Linked DNA regions of Homo sapiens: region 2 is linked to region 1. The links are chromatin contacts, found by Hi-C or POLR2A ChIA-PET in ENCODE. All regions are on one chromosome and are shown on one strand. Each heading gives the region's core, a stretch centred on a gene start or an enhancer-like site at or near the end of the contact. The rest is flanking DNA. Distances are from core to core; before and after follow the strand shown. Region 1 overlaps CACNA2D4 (calcium voltage-gated channel auxiliary subunit alpha2delta 4). Region 2 overlaps CACNA1C (calcium voltage-gated channel subunit alpha1 C).

What was found. Hi-C counts contacts between places; a loop is a spot of excess contacts on that map. ChIA-PET counts read pairs that join two places held with the same protein, here RNA polymerase II (POLR2A). Pooled maps may share reads with other maps.
Region 2: a map of Right ventricle myocardium inferior shows a loop between it and region 1 (2.7-fold over the local background). The contact joins two enhancer-like sites. A Hi-C loop is called at or near these places in 1 of 168 maps with a recorded cell type or tissue (Right ventricle myocardium inferior) and 8 of 50 pooled maps. POLR2A ChIA-PET finds 5 or more read pairs at or near these places in 1 of 52 experiments (H1).

Annotation. Positions count from the first base shown.
Region 1 is chr12:1,795,250-1,798,859 of GRCh38, reverse strand. It overlaps CACNA2D4 (calcium voltage-gated channel auxiliary subunit alpha2delta 4), which reads left to right. Exons shown (of 38, transcript NM_172364.5): 35 at 1,325-1,442; 36 at 3,080-3,192; 37 at 3,479-3,561. Among named protein-coding and RNA genes, the nearest start is that of LRTM2, 24 kb to the left of the region's middle. RefSeq lists enhancers at 824-1,728, 1,729-2,634, 2,746-3,313 and silencers at 1,656-1,885, 1,986-2,115, 2,456-2,785. Within about 2 kb of position 1,924, at least 30 of the 41 ENCODE cell types and tissues checked have a DNase peak (open chromatin) inside an H3K27ac peak, as active enhancers do.
Region 2 is chr12:2,382,170-2,385,779 of GRCh38, reverse strand. The region is part of intron 3 of CACNA1C (calcium voltage-gated channel subunit alpha1 C); the gene reads right to left. Among named protein-coding and RNA genes, the nearest start is that of CACNA1C-IT3, 110 kb to the right of the region's middle. Within about 2 kb of position 1,604, at least 8 of the 41 ENCODE cell types and tissues checked have a DNase peak (open chromatin) inside an H3K27ac peak, as active enhancers do.

The sequences.
Region 1 (3,610 bases), core at 675-3,174:
GGTGGGGCTGCTCTGGGGTGTTCACAGTCACTAGGTGTCAGTGACAGGACACTGTCCCCTCTGTCTCTGTCAGCAGCTGCATCTTGCAAAAGTTGAAGATGATCCCCCTCAATCTGCCTGCTCAGAATTTCTCTTCTCTGGGGTACCTGTCCCCTGGAGCTCCTCCCCCTGGTCTGGCCTACACAGATGTCAGTGTCCCCAGTGAAGGCGCACTGGACTTGGAGTCCCAGGCCGGGGCGTAGGTGCTGCAGCCCCTTCCACTGCGTGACCCTGGGGACGCCACTCAACCCTGCCATTGTCAGGCAGGCTTCTGTGCCCAGCCCTGGGGACAAAACTCACAGCCCTGGCCGCTGTGGGCTTGCTCCTCTCGGTGAGAGTTTTCTGCACGCCAGCTAGTGTCCCCTCTGGGTTTCCAGCTCTGGCTGGGAGCTTCTGGATTTGGAAGCTGGGGAGACCCATGCTCTCCTGTAGGACTCTGCATGAGCCTGGGAAGGTAGCTCACACCTGTGCTCCCTGCCTCTAGGTCTATCCCTGGGGGCCACAGCCAGGCCCTGAGAACAGAAGGGCCATGCAGACAGCCTGTGTGGCAGGGCCCTGCTCTGCCATGTGCCCACCTCAGGAGGCTCCGGGAGGGAACGGACTCGGGTCCTGCAGAGCGGGGCTGAGGCACTCGCCTCCACCTTTGGTTGAGTCCACTGTCCTTGTCCCAGGGAGCTAAGGCAAATCGCGCAGCCCCCGAGGAGTCCCGCACCGGGTGGCTGTGGCTTCTGGGCTTCCGCAGCCCCAGGCCTGGAGCCCACCTGCCCGGCTGCCCCCACCGCAGGCGCTCAGGCTCAATGGGTGGAGTGTGGGCCTGGCTGTGCGGGAGAGCAGGGCAGGATTGCCCAGGAACTGCACTGCGTCTGTCCACAGTGAAGGGAGGGGTGGTGGGCCTAAGTACCCCCAAGCCACCCCTTGGTGCCCCTACTGCCTCTGCTCCCCGCTCAGACCCTCCCCCGGGATCTGAGTGCTGGAAGGGGCCCTGGAGATGGTGCACTGCCCCCAGCTCAGTGAGGGCCAGGCTCCCCAGAGGAAGCGCTTTCCCTCCACCGAGGCTCAGGGCCCCTGCGGCGCTCCCCGTGCCAAGCCACCCTCTCCAGAGACTCCGGGTGTCTTCCCTCCCCTCACCCCCCGCCCGGCTCCTCCCACGCGTGTCCTGAGAACTGCCTGAGGAGGGACCCTCTGCAAATGCACTGGGGTGAACTCTGGCCCTGGGAGTGCCGAGGCGAGGTCACCGCAGGCCAGAGGCCCCTTCGGTGGCGTGATGTCCTTTCTCCGCCCGCAGCCCACAAACACAAGAAGCAGGACCCGCTGCAGCCCTGCGACACGGAGTACCCCGTGTTCGTGTACCAGCCGGCCATCCGGGAGGCCAACGGGATCGTGGAGTGCGGGCCCTGCCAGAAGTAAGACCGCAGGGCGGCGCCGCCCGTCCCGCCACACTCCTCCCGCCCTCGGCAAGGCGGAAGTGCGGGCAGGGCCCCGGAACCCCCGGGAAACGGCTCCACAGCCGGGAGGAGGGGATGCGTCTAAGTGCAGAGCCCACGCTCCCGGGGTCTTCCCCCGCCGTCCTCAGTGGAGGAGACACGCAGGAGGCGGACGGTCTGAGGCGGGCAGGACGGCTGGGGACCGGGACAGCCGGGATGGGGAGAGGTGGTCCCGAGGCCTGACCCTGTGTGTCGAGCCCACCCCGCCGAGGCCGCAGCCGTGACCCCACGGCGTCTCTGGGCGAGTGGGCCCTTCGGCGGGTCTCCCCCAGCCCTGCTCAGGCGGTGCCCAGGGCGGTGCCAGTGCCCGCGCCTGAGCTGCGTGGGGAGAACTTGGAAGGCAGAGGGAGTGTGAGAAGAGAAGGCCGGAAGTGTGCGATGTCCTCGGGTCGCTGGGAGCCCCGCGGGCAGCCTCTGTCAGGCTTCCTGCTGTGTGGAAGCCGCTAGTTATAACCCGCCCTGGCCCCGGGGAGGCAGGGAGGCCGCGCGGAAGGGTCTCTCCTGCTGACCCCCCGCACCCAAGCCCGGGAGGACCCCCACGCTGGGAATGCGGCGGCCTCCTCGAGGGTCGCCTCAGCCAGACGTGCCGCTCGCCAGGCGGTCCCTAGACCCCCGGGCCCGTGGCACACCATTTAACAGTGCGGCACCTGCGGCGCTGGCATCGGGGCTCCCTTCTCCCCCACTCCCTGCGCGTCGTGCTGCGCGGGTTTCACCCCGGGTTCTGTGCAGCGTTGAGGGCTGGGGTTAGCGTTCCCTGTGCACTTGTCGCAAAGGCTCGGTGCGAGGATAGAGCCAGCGGGCTCCGGAGTGAAGCGAGGGCTTCAGAGTAGACACTCCTGAATTGAAAACTGGCTCTGCGCTCCCCCGCTTATGACCGTGGGCAAGTGACTTCGCCTCCTCTAGTCTCCATTCTCTCATCTGCAAAATGGGCACAACACCAGCCTCATACAGAGCCGTGAAGGCTGAGAGTATACACGGCTGTGGTGTGCACGTTGGGTGTGTGAGACCGCCCATCCCAGGGGAGGCGCTCGGTAGGCGGCCGCTGGGACTGCTGGGAAGGCCGTGGGCCTGGCGGGCGGGCTCCGCCCCACTCCGCGCCACTCCTCGCAGGGCGGCCTCGCCGAGCGCGGGGCCACTGCGCCACCTGGTGGCCAAGCTCCAGCGCTGCCGCTTCGCCCGGGCCTGCCCCCGCCACCCTCACCCAGAGCAAGTGTTGCCTCGCCCGCCCATTTGCTCCGGACGGTCTTGATTTACGCCTGTCGTCCCTGCATATATTAATAGCAACTCTGCACTCTCCAAAGCGGCCCAGTTTGGACTTCCTCACTGTCTCCAGTCTGCTAGGAAAGGAAATGCAGCAGCAAAGGCTTGTGAGCAAAGCCAGTAGGACTGAGCCATCTGCCAGGCCCGTTCCCTTAGCTGCCCCGACCCGCCCTGCCTCATGGTTCCGGGCTTCCCTGCCACCCTAACTCCACACTAAAGTCTCCAGAAGTTCCTTCCCTAGAAGCCCTTCTCGTGGTCGCCACGGAGCCATCCTCGACTCCCTTTCTTTGCTGCAGGGTATTTGTGGTGCAGCAGATTCCCAACAGTAACCTCCTCCTCCTGGTGACAGACCCCACCTGTGACTGCAGCATCTTCCCACCAGTGCTGCAGGAGGCGACAGAAGTCAAATATATCCTGCAATGCTCGGGGATGTGTGCGGTGGGGGCGGGGGCTGTAGGAGGTGTCTGTAGGGCTCAGATTTTGAGCAGCGGGGCCAGCCTCCTTCACCGCCCGTGTCCTCCACAGGGCTCCGTTATTTGTTCTCTAACCCTTCCCTGGGCCCCGGTGCTGCCTCCTGACCCTAAAGCTGCTTGCAGGGCAACTGGTGGCACCAGAGCAGGTTCTTCCAGACCTTTTTCCAGTCTGCAGAATGGGCTCCGGTCCTGAGATATTGACCTTAACAGTGGCTTCTGCACATAATGCCTCTGTCAAATGTGACCGGATGCGCTCCCAGAAGCTCCGCCGGCGACCAGACTCCTGCCACGCCTTCCATCCAGAGGTGCGGGTTGAGGCGGATCGAGGGTGGGCTGGATTTTCATCCCCAAACC
Region 2 (3,610 bases), core at 355-2,854, 590 kb before region 1:
AGGGGTGAAAACCACCTATTTGTAGCCCATGTTAAGGAGTTTATAGTTATCCTAGGGGCCACTGAGGCCATTGCAGGATTTCAAGACTTTTAAACAGAAGCAATTTTACCAGGTTTGCTTCTTAGATGGGTGAGGCAGCCACAGAGTGACAGGTGAACTAAGAATGGAGGGAGGCAGGGGGACCCGTCAAGAGACTGTTGCAAATTTCCAGGCAAAAGCTGCCAGGGGCCTACCTAAGGCTACAGAGGGAGGGAGGTCATGGAGAGACAGCAGCGGGTCCTAGCTGCCCTTGGGTGTAGGGGTGCTAAGTGGATAAGGTGAGGGGGATACAGGAACAATTTTAGTTGCTGGTGGAGACTGAGAAAGTTGAGGAAGTTGTTTTCTGATCACCTCATTTTTTTTTTTTCCTATCAGAACTAGGTGATGAGGTTCCGTTGCCGGGAGAGGGAGGCAGGCATCAGAAAAGCCTCTGGCCCGGCCGTGCAGTACCTGGCTGTGTGCATCTGAGGGGGCCGGTCTTCCTGTCTATAAAGCCAGGGAGCTCAAGCAGATCCCTCTGAAGTCTCTTCCAGCATGGAGACTCTGATTCCATCACACTGGCATTTGCTCATGTTTTCACTTTCTTAACTTCCCCGGTGACTCAAATTACAACTTGTTATGGGTATAAAGCCTCATTTTCTCTGGGAATCTGGACTACGTCTTTGTAAGTCTTCAGCTCGGGGCAGGCAGTTTCAATCCTTGGGGAGCGAGCACTATGCTTACTTCGCTCTCATCTCCCTCCTTTCACGGTCAGTTGGCTCCCCTCCCTGAGGCTGACCACTCCCAGCCCCTTTCCAGATGGCGTCTAATAAAGCCGAATGGGACAGAGACGTACCTTCTGGATAACTACGCATGCAGTAAATTCTAGCAGACCAAAAAGTAAAAAGATTTGCTAAGCCAAGGAGTGGGCTTTGCTCAAATTGCAAAGGAATTTCTCCAAAGGCCTCTTGCAATGCCTTGCTATGGAGTTCATCTGTCCCTGCAGTGCCTCTACTGGTACTATACTATGCCACGGTGAGGACCAAGACTGCAAGAGGCTGGAGACCCAGGTTGCAGGTTGCCCATGTGGCTTACTCTCCCTCCACCTCCCTTCCCTTTCACTGTTGCTGCTCAGAGAAGGAAAAGTGCAGGGTTGTCTACCAGGAAAAGAAAAATAGGGCATGTACACAAACGGAGAAAGGGAGGCTGGGGTTGAAAAAGAGTCATGAACTGGAGAGACTGACCATGGGCTTTTGTTAGAAAGAAAAAAAGGAGACAACAACAGGGTGCCAGGAGACCTCTAATTGTGCTCATTCTTGCTAGAGTCCTTCATGGACTCTAGGCTCAGTTCCGAATCCACGACCAAAGTAGATGAACTTGGAGTAAGATCCAACAACATAAGGTGATTAGGGTCAGAAAGAACAACTTGCACAGAAAGGGTGAAAGACGCACAATGTGTAACCTGGAGGAAAGACAGTAGAAACAAGATGTAACAAACATCTTCGAGAATATGAAGAACTCTTACACAAAGACAGTACAGTAACCCGCGATTCTCCGCCAAGGAGCATGCAGATGAGTCACCTGCGAGAAAACTTGAGTGCAACAGTGTTTCTGGTGGCACTGCTGCTAACCTGGGTGGTGTGTGATCCACAGAAGGAAGGCAGCTTGTCTGGAGGGTTTTAAAAATCAGAGTGGTCCTTATCAGTTTGCTGAGGTTCAGATGAGGTTCTCCATGTAGGGGTGGCAAATGCATTCACAACCTCTCAAGTACCTTGCACCCGGAGGATCTGTGATTTCCCTGCTCATTAGCACCTTTGGCAGAAAGGGAAGCCAGGATGAAATGCTAATCAATTAGATTTCCTGCTCATTAACAGCTCTTCTGAAATGATTAAAGGAGGAAGTGAGAACCAACAGACAAATTCAGGACTGGGCCCTGGCCTCTTCTTCTGCCCTCTGGCCCATTCTGCAGGGCGTTGTCTTGCACTGGCTTCTCACTGGGGCAAAGGGTACTTCACTGTATTTTTGGTTCCTTCTATTTTGACGTGGTTTGAGTGTTCAGCTCTCCCCAGCAAGGCATGGGAAAAGGCTCTTTTCCTTGCCTTGGCTCTGAGACAAAATCCTTTCTTAGGATGATTATTATTGCTATTCACATTATCATTGCAGACGAGGCAGTGAAAATTCCCTACTTACTCTGCTGTCTCATTGGATCGCCTCCTCTGTCTGGGAATTCAGGCTTTCCATTTATAACTCCACTGGTTTATCGTAGGGTTGAAGCTGACCCCTCGCTCAACCGGACATGAAGACATCATTACTTAGAAACCAAGGACAAAGGGCACATTCCTGCCACCCAACGAACTACAGCTATGTTGCTGATCTCTTACCACCCAGGAGTGGTTACGATTATTCCAATGACAGTAAGACCAGGCAAAGGGGGAAATTCCAGGCCCCTAGGTTAAGCATCGCCACGAGACAACCCGCTTTAGTCTCCACTGCTCTTGTTTGCCTTTGCTCCCACCCACCCTTCTTTTCCTGAGCCTTCCAAATGCTACAGGTGCTGCTTGCATATGATCATAGTAATAGCTACACTCGTTTAGTGCTTACAAGCCAGGCACACCTACACAGCACAGCACCCCATTTTATGGAAGAGAAGGCTGATAAACCACTTGCCTGGATCACACAGTTCATTAATGATAGTGCTGGGACTTGAATCCAGGATTACAAACTAGTTCCAGCTGATCTAGAGTGCATTAGGGAACACTGCCTCTCTTACCTACAAGTGGCCTTGGTCCAGCCTGCTGAGCCCAGAGCTAAGCAGCTTCCCAGCTCTGATCCCAGTGACTAATACCAAGGCTTTCCCCATCCTGTGGGACTCTCAAGAACAGCTGAAAGGCGGTTGTGTCAATAAGCCCATCTCAAGATCTCGGATGAGCTCTATTCTAAGTCAGTCAGTTCCACATCGATGCAAGTTCCTTTCAAATACTCATGGGTTATTTTCTTATTTAATGAGGAGGTAAAGGGTGCCCAGGGCAAAATACATTCTGGGATTTGCCAGTTCAGGAACATTTGCTTATGGGATATATGACTGGTTTCGAATCTCAGCACACACAAGGTTGGCTCCTACATCTCTCCTTTCTGTCTCTCACAGCCTCGATGTTCACATAAGCTCAGAGCTCCCCCTATGATATGATTCAGACACAAGCAGCACAGGATTGAAATGTGAATTGCCAATTTAGAGAAGTCTGTAAGCTTCTTGTGCTGTGGCTGCCTTTGGTGGTTCTCATGATGGCTGTAGGTCCTTCTCAGAATAATGTTCTTAAATGGAAATAAAGGATTGCAAATAAAGCCAGTTATGTTGAAATATAGATATCAAAAATATTTAAAGACAATTTTGTAATACACAAATATGCATGCTTCTTTGATAATATGTTAAATAACAAAATCTAGTGGATTACCAGAATTTTGAAGTAGTATTGAAAGCAAACAATATTTTTGAGATATTTGCAACCATCTTAACGTGATAAGAAAATATCCATGGTTTCTAATGGTGGACAAAGTAACAGAAACTGCTAATGCTATTGTGGTGTGTTGTCTA